3 separate regions of the Homo sapiens genome follow, and all the other regions are linked to region 1. The links are chromatin contacts, found by Hi-C or POLR2A ChIA-PET in ENCODE. All regions are on one chromosome and are shown on one strand. The core of a region is the stretch at or near the end of the contact, and the rest is flanking DNA. Distances in the headings are between cores, read along the strand shown. Region 1 holds the start of FAM13B-AS1 (FAM13B antisense RNA 1). Region 2 holds the start of MACROH2A1 (macroH2A.1 histone). Region 3 holds the start of HARS2 (histidyl-tRNA synthetase 2, mitochondrial).

The links. A loop is a pair of places that touch in the nucleus more often than their neighbours do. ChIA-PET counts read pairs that join two places held with the same protein, here RNA polymerase II (POLR2A). Pooled maps may share reads with other maps.
Region 2: a map of naive thymus-derived CD4-positive, alpha-beta T cell shows a loop between it and region 1 (13-fold over the local background). The contact joins the promoter of MACROH2A1 here to the promoter of FAM13B-AS1 in region 1. A Hi-C loop is called at or near these places in 1 of 168 maps with a recorded cell type or tissue (naive thymus-derived CD4-positive, alpha-beta T cell), 2 of 37 single-sample maps with no recorded cell type and 7 of 50 pooled maps.
Region 3: a loop to region 1 is called in a pooled map, with 5 times the contacts of the local background. The contact joins the promoter of HARS2 here to the promoter of FAM13B-AS1 in region 1. A Hi-C loop is called at or near these places in 1 of 168 maps with a recorded cell type or tissue (CD8-positive, alpha-beta T cell) and 2 of 50 pooled maps. POLR2A ChIA-PET finds 5 or more read pairs at or near these places in 1 of 52 experiments (PC-9).

Annotation. Positions count from the first base shown.
Region 1 is chr5:138,030,930-138,034,549 of GRCh38, forward strand. FAM13B-AS1 (FAM13B antisense RNA 1) reads left to right here and starts at 1,845. Exons shown (of 2, transcript NR_037900.2): 1 at 1,845-2,023. FAM13B (family with sequence similarity 13 member B) reads right to left here and starts at 2,150. Exons shown (of 24, transcript NM_001385994.1): 1 at 1,853-2,150. LOC124901077 (a long non-coding RNA gene) reads left to right here and starts at 2,210. Exons shown (of 2, transcript XR_007058952.1): 1 at 2,210-2,322; 2 at 2,566-3,620. RefSeq lists enhancers at 1,179-1,238, 1,339-2,222 and silencers at 1,729-1,798, 1,809-1,858.
Region 2 is chr5:135,397,896-135,401,598 of GRCh38, forward strand. It overlaps MACROH2A1 (macroH2A.1 histone), which reads right to left and starts at 1,336. Exons shown (of 9, transcript NM_138610.3): 1 at 1,167-1,336. RefSeq lists silencers at 672-731, 1,042-1,211, 1,222-1,681 and enhancers at 1,582-2,087, 2,088-2,593.
Region 3 is chr5:140,688,998-140,692,928 of GRCh38, forward strand. HARS2 (histidyl-tRNA synthetase 2, mitochondrial) reads left to right here and starts at 2,458. Exons shown (of 13, transcript NM_012208.4): 1 at 2,458-2,759. The coding sequence starts at 2,652. It overlaps HARS1 (histidyl-tRNA synthetase 1), which reads right to left and starts at 2,373. Exons shown (of 13, transcript NM_002109.6): 1 at 2,218-2,373; 2 at 1,858-1,947. The coding sequence starts at 2,307. RefSeq lists enhancers at 2,080-2,309, 2,470-2,559, 2,640-2,709 and promoters at 2,308-2,758, 2,308-2,429, 2,401-2,427, 2,492-2,808.

The DNA.
Region 1 (3,620 bases), core at 595-3,094:
GGCTAAGTCAGAAGAATCGTTAGAACCTGGGAGGCAGAGGTTGCAGTCAGCCGAGATTGCACCACTGCACTCCAGCCTGGGCGACAGTGATGCCCTGTCTCAAAAAAAAAAACAAAACAGTAATTTACACTATTATAGTCCCCAAATTTAAAATTTGAATACGATGATGGAGGAGCTATGCAGCGATGGATTGAGGTTATTCATAACTGATTATAAAAGCAGTTATTTTATTGGTGGGGAAACACTGACAAGTCAACAGATTCATTTCAGCCATTTTCTCTCCTAAAACAATGACATTCTAATAAAAAAAACTAACATTTACACCACCCAATGAATTATGCCACTGCAATATGCCCTTCTACATTTTCCAAGAACTTAAGCTGTGTCACACACGTGTCTAAATTAGTAATAAAATTAAACTGGAGAAACTATTACTCCAATTTTAAAAGCAGCACGGATTAAAAAAGTAAGAAGGGGGCAAGGCACGGTGACTCACGCCTGTAATCCCAGAACTCTGGGAGGCTGAGGCAGGCGGATCACTTGAGGTCAGTTCAAGACCAGCCTGGCCAACTTAGTGAAATCTGATCTCTACCAAAAATACAAAAATTAGTCAGGCGTGGTGGCGGGCGCCTGTAGTCCCAGCTACTCAGGAGGCTGAGGCAGGAGAATCGCTTGAATCCGGGAGGAGGAGGTTGCAGTGAACCGAGATCGCTCCACTGCACTCCAGCCTGTACGACAGAGCGAAACTGTCTCAAGGAAAAAAAAAAAAAAGTAAGAAGGCGCTCCCAATGGATATACAAATAATTATCAGTCCATTCAATTCCATCAACAAGCACTTAGTAAATGCACAGTACCTGTGAGAAAACCAGGCCAACAAGCATTTCAAGGTTACCAAAAAAGGAAGGTTGAAAATAGCCTCACACTAACCCAGCTCTAAAAAGACAAATAATTCAAAACCACCCTTTAATGTCTGTCTCTCTAAACAGGTGCACCCCAGTTAATGTTAATAGTCTGCATTACTACTGGTAATGATTCTGGCTACCATTTTAGATTATCAGATCCTTCAAAGTAAATGCCCAACTTTTTTCACTGATTAGAAGGCGAAACGGGGAACCAAATGAAATAATCCACCGTCTTTCTAAAAGTCAGTTTGATTTTAACTGATTACAAACAAAAAGGGCTTAACAGTTTCCCACTGCGCAAATGTGCCAACCGATTCCTACAACCTCATCTAGGAAACCAGGCGTGCCACGCGAACCCTAATGCTATACAAAGTGTCCCCCTCCAGCCTGGCCTATGCAGAGCGCATTCTAGACAAGGCCCCAGTGCACCAACAGCCCAATTTTGGCTATATTCTCTGAGCGATTTAAGGAAGTCCGCAACCACTCATCTCACGTGACCTTAAAAAGGGGCGCAGTTGAGCCCAGAATAAAACACACTCCTTTTTCTTCTACATCAACTTCACTGCCCAGCATGAAGGAAGTGGGCGGGGAAGAGGCGCAGCGCCAGCGGGCAGGAGAGGTCAGCAAAGAAACGTGGGGTGTCGCGCCATCTACTCTGGAGGGGCTGGAGGTGAGGGGCACGCCCGCTCAACTGCACTGCAGCCGCTGCAAATCCAAGGCTGCCACACCCCCCGGCAGCCAGGGACACGGCTTCATCTTCCTCTTTCTCCAGCGGAAAGGGGGCCCTCTCCACGGAACGCCCCACCTGCTAGAGTCCTCCACATCCCGAAACGCAACGCCCGAGAGCAGGCGCGGGTGGCAGGCGGCGCTGGGGGGCAACAGGAGGGGAAGGGCCGCGGCGACCTGCAACCCGCGCATGCGCAGATCCGGGTACCCGCCCGTTTACCTACCGTTGGAACCGCGATGCCCCGTTCCCTGGCCGCGGCCGCTTCTCCAGGACCCGCGGCGACGGCAAGAGGGCGAGAACTGAGGCCCCAAGTGGCTCCGCGGCCGAGAAGCCTCTTCCTGGGGCGGCCGCTGACGGGAGGTTAAAGCTACGGCTGTGGCGCGGGGCCAGCCCGGTAAGCGACCCCCCGGATACCCCCGGCGGTGGTGGCGACGCAGACGCGGAACAGGGGGAGAGAGTGGCGACAGAGGCGGCGGCTGAGGTGCAGAGCCTCCCTAACGGCGAGCGGGAGGAGAGCGGCTGGCGGGCGGAGGCCGGGCCGGACGTGACGTGCGTGGGAGGGGGCGGGGCAGGCCGCTGGTGGGGGCGGGGCGGCGAGGGTCCCCACCCCCACAGCATTCCGGGCAGCGGCCCTGTGTCCTGCAAGCTTGAGGACCGCGGTTCCTCTCCCACCAATTGGGGTCCTGAATTAGGGTGCGAGCAGCCAGGCGCCATCCCGGGGCGGGTTGTGGGGTCCTCGGTATGGGGAGGTTGGGAAACAGAGAGGACACTGGGGAGAGGAAAGATAAAGGGAAAATCCGGAACACAGAGATCGCTTCTGGTCTCTGCGGAGGAAGCCAGGCCCCCAGGGCGCCCATATCCAGGTGAGGAGCACAGAGACCTGAACCGAAAACCGCTGGGGGAGACCTAAGCGGTGACTTCGGTTCCCATTCCCAGAGATGTGAGTTAGATCCGGGACCACGGGGCTGCACCTGCGTCCTGCCCGCCCCCACCCTACCCCTTCACCTCAGGACCTGACCTAGACTCCAGAGAGAACAGTAAGGCTTCGGTGCCTTAGTCTGGGACTGTGGAAGTCGATAGGCTGCGGGCTTACAGGGAGCTTCGTATACTAAAATCAGCCAGCTGCGGAGGCAGAGCTGAAAGGAGGCAGAAAGAATGAGCTCTCTGAACTTGCATGGCTACCCAGACCATCCCTACAACTCCCTTGAACTCACAAGGGTATGAATATTCAGCCAATCTCTTCTTTGTTATAGTCTGTTAAGGGCTTTGAGATCTTCCATTTGGACTCCTTGACAGCCGGTAGATCAACACCTGCACAAAAAATAGCAGCCACCACAATTCAGTTGTCCCTTACCTACCTGAGCTGGAAGTTAGTAACTTGGAAAATGTAAAACAAGAACCCTCATAGAACTTGGGACAAGATTTGAAAAAAATAAAGTTACCCTATGAAATGATCTGTAAATGGGCTACAGAGGCCACAGTGTCTCCCACATTTCATCAGAGAGAGTAAACCATGTGTAACCTAAGTGTCACATACCCAGTTAATGCTGTCATAACCGAAGGGTGGGGTCCACAAAGAGTCTAAAACCAGAAGAATCTGAATAAGAATGTTCTATGAGGCTCCCAGGAACTCTGTCCAGGAACGAGGCAACTGATTCTAATGACCAGAACCAACACTTACTCTCAGGGCAGTTAAATCTTAATTCAGATTCACTCACTCATTCAACAGATACTTAGTGAATGCTTACTATGTTCTAGTCTCTTAAGATACGTCAGTAAATCCCTGCCTTCGTGGAGTTTATATCCTAGCAAACCTAAATTCTGGATCTCCGTTAAGAGCATACAAAGGCCCATACTCTGATTCCAAACTCAGCTAGTAGCCTTTCCATCATTCAGGGAGTCTCTCAAATAAATCTACATACCCAATAAGAAGGGATTGTCCAAGGCATATAACTAGGACTAGTTATACTAGCTGTACAGTTTTTGTCAAT
Region 2 (3,703 bases), core at 86-2,585, 2.6 Mb before region 1:
CAAAACACTTCCCTTACCCCCTACTTTAACGGTAAAACCTCAAACCACAAAGGTGGAAGAAAAGAGGGAAGCTAGCAGGAGTGCCCCCTCTAATTGTCTATTCTTATGTGCTGTTTACTGGGTCATTAAAATCTTACAAGGCCTTTATAGTCATTGTAATTGTTGAATTCAAGGTTTGTCCCAGTTGTTTGTACAGAAGTCTCTCACTTTGAAACTCAGAAACATTTCCCCTAACATCTTGTCTAAAAGAACCTTTCAAGCAATGTACTGACCAACTCCTTGAGTGATCTGTGGCCCCTGCAGGAGTGGGGGTAGGGAGCGCCATGTCGCACACCTGTTGTCAGGTGACACTGCCAGCAGCATCCTGCACACTCACCTCCCCACTCCACCCCACCCCCAGCGAGGCTCTTTCCTGCTGGCCTTCTCCACCCGGGGAAGCCTACAGCCTTCCGGAGTTACCTTTTAAAAAAAGCAAACCCTTCCTACCACAAAGCAAACAAAAGGCTGATACCGAGACAATCGGGAGCAGCGGGGGTTCCCGTGGCCCCTCTCCAGCCCATCCTTGGACCACTCCCCAACCCGGTCCCCCGCACCAGCCCGGCTTCAATCCCGCGAGTAGCCCCCGCCTTCCCCTCCCTGCAGATAGCGAGCCAGACGCCTACACCTCGGCCCCCCGGGGCTCGGGCCCGACTTATTGTGCCGGGGCCGGCAACTCGCGGGCCGGCGGGGGCCTCACCAAGTACAACTCTGCTCACAGCAGCTCCCGGGTGCCCAGGCCCAGACTGCCTAGCCAGCGCCGCGGGGCCTCCTGCGGCCTCGGGCCTGGCCCGTGAGCCCGCCCCAGGAAGGGTCGCCAGGGTAGGCGCCAGCACCGCTTTTTTCCCACAAAAGCGCCCAGGCGCGGGCAGGGGGATGCGTTTCGAAGAGAAGTTGGTTTCCAGGTTTCTTTTTTGAACAAAACCAAAGGGAATCCCGCGCGGCCCGACAAGGCCTGGGAGGACGTAGTGCACGCGCGAGGACCCGGCGTGGGCCACACCGAACCCGGCGGCCCGAGCCCGGCCCGCACCACACCGGTGCGCGCCAGGCCGGGCCGCTCCCGGGCACCCGCGGCCGGACCCGAGCGGCGGGGACAGGGAGTGCGGCAAGGGGGCCCGCGCGGCACTTACGCGGCGGCTCGGTGGCGGCGGCGGCAGCTGCAAGGTGTCTCGGCCTGAGCCCTCCTGGCCGCTCGCGCCTTTTCTCTCCGCGCTCCTCGCTGGCCCGCCCGCCTCTTCGCTTCCCGCCCGCGCGGCCCGCGCTCTCCCCCTCCGCCCGGCGCCGCTGCCGAGTGAACTGGAACCAGTCCTCGCGGCCGGCTTCCCACAATGCACAGCGCGCCGCTCGTCACATCCCTTCGCGGCCCCGAGCGTCCGGCCTCCGCGCCCGTGCCGCCCGGCGCCCCGGCCTTGACCCCGGGCCCGCGCCCTACCCGTTGACGCCGGCCGCTCTGCGCCCAGGCACCAGCCCGCACCCCGGACGCGAGGTCTGACCCATGACCCCGGGGACGCCCAGAGCCCAGTCCTTGGGAAGGGCCAGGCCCCTGGAGAGGAGCTTCTTCAGGGCGCGTCCCAGACTCTGCGTCTCGAGTGAACGCCTACTGTGTGCCTGGCTCTGAGCACGGGACTGTCGCTGCCACGGCATCTTTAGGAACCTTCCCACTAACCCAGTGGGAAGGCACAATGGCTGTTACCAGCGATCGCTCTTCCCTCCCCAGTCAATGCCAACTCCCCCCTGCCCCGCCTCAGAGACCCCGCTGTCTTTAGATACAGGCCACCGCCAAGCCCTGGTCTGCCCCAAGATCAATTACTGCGCACCCGGTTCCCCTGGGGTCCTTCAGTTAATCCTCCTCACCCCGAAGTCTGGAACCTGCCTTGCACATGGAAGCGGTTAGCTACTTCGCTTCAGCAAAAGTTCACTTTCGGACCCAAGTTGGGAATTACTAATGTAGACAGTGATTCCTTATCATCACACACGTTTTTTAAAAACTGCGGACAGGCCGAAAGAGGAGGAGCCGCCACAAAGCCCGCCACGTCTTCCTAAATTGGTTTACCGCCTGAAGGCATTGGTGCCCCATCCCGGGTACTTAAATGGGGGCCTGCCCTCTACTCCCCTCCCTCCAAAGTGTGGAGCCGGAAGCCACTTCTCCATCCAGCTGTGAACTAAATTTGGATAATAATACACATCCCTCAGGGTTGATGTGAAGTTTAAAGTGCCGCTACTGGGGATTATGGAGGTAATTAGAGACCCCCACCCCCACCCCCCAGTCCTCAGGCTGCGCGGGAATCGCAGCGGCAGTAACCTCCACCTCACCGGGATGCTTTACACCTTACTTTAAGAGTTTGCAAAACAATGTCCAATACCTGCCATTCATGCATTCGTTAATTCGATTAAGTACTGAGAACGTATTTTGTGTCATACATCGATTTGGGTGCTGGATATGAAACAGCCAAGAGAACAGGCAGAAATCTCTGCCCTCCTGTAGTTTGCAGTCTCGTGGGGGAAAGACAGACAAACGGGAGAATGTGTCAGAGGGTCTCCATGGGGTGGAGAAAAATAAGGCGGAGAAGGGGAATAGGAAGTGTGAGATAAGAGTGAGGCTCAAATACAAGAGAAGGCCTCTATGAGAAAGTAACATTTAAAGCCTGAAGAAATTGAGGGAGCAAGCCGTGTGGATGTCTGGGGAAGAACTGCGCCGAGCATGAGGAATAGCAAGTGCAAAGGCTGGGGTAGGAGTGTGTCCAAAATAGTCAAGACAGAGCGAGTGTGAGGTTGGAGTAGAATGGGTGAAGGGGAAAGTAACAGGAGATGAAGCTGGAAAAATGATGATGCTTATGATGCTTCTGGTCCCAAAACAAAGCATTATGGTTCTATGAGGATCTCCCGAAGAAAAGATGTCAGGAAAGGTGCAGAGACCCTCCCCCACACACCACATTGTTGTTCCATCCTTCTCTGTGCCTTTGGGCAAGGACTCTCCGTTCTGTAGGGACCACCAGGTGGAATTAAAGTCTACACTCCTCCAAGAGCTGATCTTGGGGCGGCCCCACCTCCATGCCCCTCTACAGCGTGCCATTCTCATAGAACACACTAGGACCTTTGTCCTCTGGAGCTGTTCAGTGCAGCAGCTCTGACCTCATCCTTCTCCAGAAGCCTCCACCTTCTCTCCCCTCTCTCCTCCTGCGCTTTGTGTGTCCTGTTCTTCCACTTCGGTGACCTGTCTCCTCCCCTAATCTGGCTCAGAGAGGGGTACCAGCTGCTGCTGCTGCTATTGCTTCTTCTTCTGTTAAAGGTTTTTTATTTTTTTCCAATGACAAAGCTATGCTCATTCTGAAAACATGAAAAATAAAAATGCTCAAAAAATAAAACTCACTCTACATTCATTGCTAGGAGAGAACAGCCTGCTCCCATTCCAGCCTTTTTATCTATATCCACTTAACATTAAACATACAGAGTTTCTACTCTATTTAGTGATTGTCACCTGCACTTTAAACTTAATGGTTCTTTATGAGCATTTTACTGGGTAGTTGTTCTACAATAACATTACTGGAACTGTTTGGGTTTCCCTTGACCCTCTTAAAAATTACTGAGAACCCTGAAGAGCTTTTGTTTTATAGGTTACATCTATCAATATTTGCTTTATTAGAAATAAAAACTGAGAAAAAGTAAA
Region 3 (3,931 bases), core at 1,208-3,707, 2.7 Mb after region 1:
GTGAGGACAGACTGATCCATCATAAATTCCACAGTAAGCTTTTCATCTAATAGTTTGAAAAATCATTGATGATCACCACTTTGGGATTTTACACTGTCTCTTTAACCTTCAAAAATTAGTTATATGTAGAAAGAAACAGCTCAATGAATTTAGGATCCCAAAGAATTAACCTTAACACAAGGAAAACAGACCATCTCCCCTCTCCTTTGGAATTCAATTTCAAATACATGTATTAAATAGAATCATCCCTCAGTATCCACAGGAGATTTGTTCTGGGCCCCATGTGAATACCAAAAATCCATGGATGCTCAAGCCCTTGACATAAAATTATATGCACATCCTCCTATATACTTTAAATAGTCTCTAGAGTGTTTATAATGCCTTAGACAATGTAAAGGCTATGTAAATAGTTGCTATACTATATTTTTTATTTGAAATTTTTATTGTTAGATTTCAAAAGGTTTTTATTTGTTTGTTTGTTTTTAGAGATAGGGACTCACTATGTTGCTCAGGCTGGTCTCAAGCTCCTGGGCTCAAATGATCCTCCCCTTGTGGCCTCCCAAAGTGCTGGGATTACAGGTGTAAGCCACCACACTCAGCCAGATTTTTTTTCTTAATCGTTTCTTTTCCCCTGAATGGTTTTGATCCACAGTTGGTTGAATCTGTGAATGTGGGACCTTGGGATATGGAGGGCTGACTATACCTATTTAGGCATCTAGTCTCAGTCTCAGGGTAAATAAACGACATAAATAACTACTTAAAGTTGGTGTAATAACAAATATGTATGAAGTGCCAAGAGCACCTAGATGAAGGGGTAAACAGTTCTGTTTATAGAACTTACAGAAAGTGGAACTGAACTGGAGGATGAGCTCAGAATCTCCAACCTCATTCCACTCTACTCTCCTTAACTTAGTTCTAGCCATGTAGATCATCCTCTAGTTCCTCAAAACTACCAAAGTTCTTTCCCACTTTAGGGTTTCCATACTCTACCTGGACCTATCTTTGTCACACTTGTCCTCTGGCTATCTCCTACTCATTCATTAGATCAGTTAGTATATCACTTCCTCAGTTAGCCTTTCTCAGACTCCCCAGTTCTCCCTTATTTTTCTCAGAGCAACCTTAATTTCTTTATATCATTTTTCACAATATGTAATTACATAACCACATGTGGTGGCCGGGTGCGGTGGCACACGTCTGTAATCCCAGCACTTTGGGAGACTGAGGCGGGCAGATCACTTGAGGTCAGAAGTTCAAGACCATCCTGGCCAATATGGTGAAACCCCGTCTCTACTAAAAATACAAAAATTAGCTGGGCATGGTGGTGGGCACCTGTAGTCCCAGCTACTCAGGAGGCTGAAGCAGGAGAATCGCTTGAACCCAGGAGGCAGCGGCTGCAGTGAGCCAAGATGTGCCACTGCACTCCAGCCTGTGCAACAGAGGATACTCTGTTTAAAAAAAAAACAAAAAAATCTGTGTGGGATTATTTGTTCTAAGTCTCTCTCCTTCAGTAGAATGTAAGCTCCATGAGGGTAGGCTATATTGTCCACCATGGTATATATTCAGTGCTTTGTATAGTGCTAGAGACATAGCGCTAAATACACATTTATTGAATGAACGAAGGAGTAGCAGCAGCAGGCTGACTCCCCTGATCACCCAGCTGGCCTAGTTTCTGCCATCACTTTGCCATCCCAGAATGACTCAGGTAGAGTCCAGTCCAGCCCAGCGCCCAGAGCGACTGTCCTCTCCTCTGCAGCATTTCAGATCCTCCTCAATGACCTGGTTTAGGGAGGCAGACATAAGCGCCCCGTGAGTAGAGTTAGAGACTTTCTCAGTGGCTCCCTACAGGAATGATATTACCTTGGGGGTTTTGAGCACAAATTTCTGTTTGCTTTCATCAGGACCCAGCTGTGCCTTCAGTTTCAGGAGTTTCGCCACCTCCTCCTCGATCTGTGGAGGGAAAGAAGGCGCTGAGCTATCCATCTGTCACTCTCCTCCCTCCCCCGCCATTCATTCAATATTCCTCCCTCATCACATCTCTCTGCTCAGGCCTAGCTTTGTTTCTCTCGGGACCCACCCCGGATGTCTCCCCACGCAGCCCACTCTCCTCCCTACAAGACTGGTCGCTTCCCTCACATCTCTACCCTATGTCCCGAACACCCTGGCTTTACGTCCTCCCAGGCTTTGCCTTGGCCCTCTCCCCTGCTGCCTAAATCTCACCAGCTCGGCGCTGGCCTTCTGCTGCTTGAGGCCTCGCACGCGCTCTCCCTGAAGTTTCACCAGCTCCTCCAGCGCCGCACGCTCTGCCATCCCGGCTGTCCACTTGAGCCGCCTGCTGTCTCGACCTGCGGTGGTTGCCCCAGCCTCAGCAAGGATGACTTCCGGCTATCGAGTCGCTGGGTCGCACGCCTAGAGAGCCTCCGCCGAGCACAAAAATTATTTCCGGCTCCTCCCGGAAGTGCCGAAGCTGGCTACTAAGGGAACTTGGGAGGATCCCACCTCAGCCTTCGTGACTAGTGAGGTGCGCAAACGCCCGAGTTTTCCCTGGTGCGCGGGTTCCGCCTTTGCAGTGCCCTCCACCCTTCCTGGTGTCTGACCCGCCTCCTTCCCAGGCCTTTTGTTCCTGTCCCGGAAAGCCGGCGTCCTGCCGCGCGATGCCCCTGCTCGGACTTCTTCCCAGGAGGGCCTGGGCTTCGCTGCTCAGCCAGCTCCTGCGACCGCCCTGCGCTTCGTGCACCGGGGCGGTCCGTTGCCAAAGCCAGGTGAGCGAGACAGAATTATCTCTGGTCTGTCCCAGCAGGGTCTCCAGATCTGAACGCATAGCCTCGCGGCCTGTATTCCAGTAGTGTTACAATCGGTTTTTATCGAGTGCCCACTATGTACTGACACTGAACTAAGCGATTTGGATGCCTGGTCATTTAATCCTTGGAGCAATCTTGAGAGGTTGGAGTTTTGATTTCCATTCTGCAGTTGAGGAAACGGAGGCTGCAAGATTAAATGAATGACTTATACACGGATATGTAGTAAGGGAGTATTTTAATTCATATCCACACTTTTTCCTGAAACTCTTGGACTCAAACAGTAACATTTTTAAGCGAAATATATGAATATTCCTAGTAAATGAGATGACTAAAGATCAGAAGTAGACTGAGTTCATCTTAGAATTTACCTCAAAATGAATCTCAGAAAAACATTTTCAGATGTCAGAGAGTTTTGGATTTTGGAATTGCAGATAAGGGATTGTGTACTTGAACTTGGACTTCTCTTAGGGCAGATAATCGCCATAGTATGGAACCACCACATCCTCTATTTTTGGAAGGGCATACAGCGTGCTGGTAATGTCACTGATTAAGTTTTGCCTTACTTCGGAAAGATTCTAATGCTCTCTTAGCAGATGCTTTGTGCTATCGTGAACAATAGGGCACAGATCTTTTATTGATATTCAATCACAGCATCTTATCAGTCTGAGTTTTTTAGCTCATTCAAGAAATCCATATCTTATCATTCCACAGGCTTGTTCTGTGTCCTTGAGCTGGTTCCCTTGTCTTCAAGTTACAGTTTTCCTCTCTCTAAACCTGATAACCAGTGCTACCTTATTAAAAATTATTATTTTTTTGTCCGGGCACAGTGGCTCATGCCTGTAATCCCATCACTTTGGGAGGCCAAGGGGGGTGGATCACCTGAGGTCAGGAGTTTGAGACCAGCCTGACCTGTATGGCGAAACCCCGTATCTACTAAAAATACAAAAATTAGCCGGGCGTGGTGGCATGTGCCTGTAATCCCAGCTACTCGGGAGGCAGAGACAGGAGAATCGCTTGAACCCGGGAGGCGGAGGTTGCAGGAGCTGAGATCGTGCCACTGCACTCCAGCCTGGGCGACAGAGTAAGACTCTATCTGAAAAAAAAAAAAAAATTATTTTTGCTCTTTCAGTAGG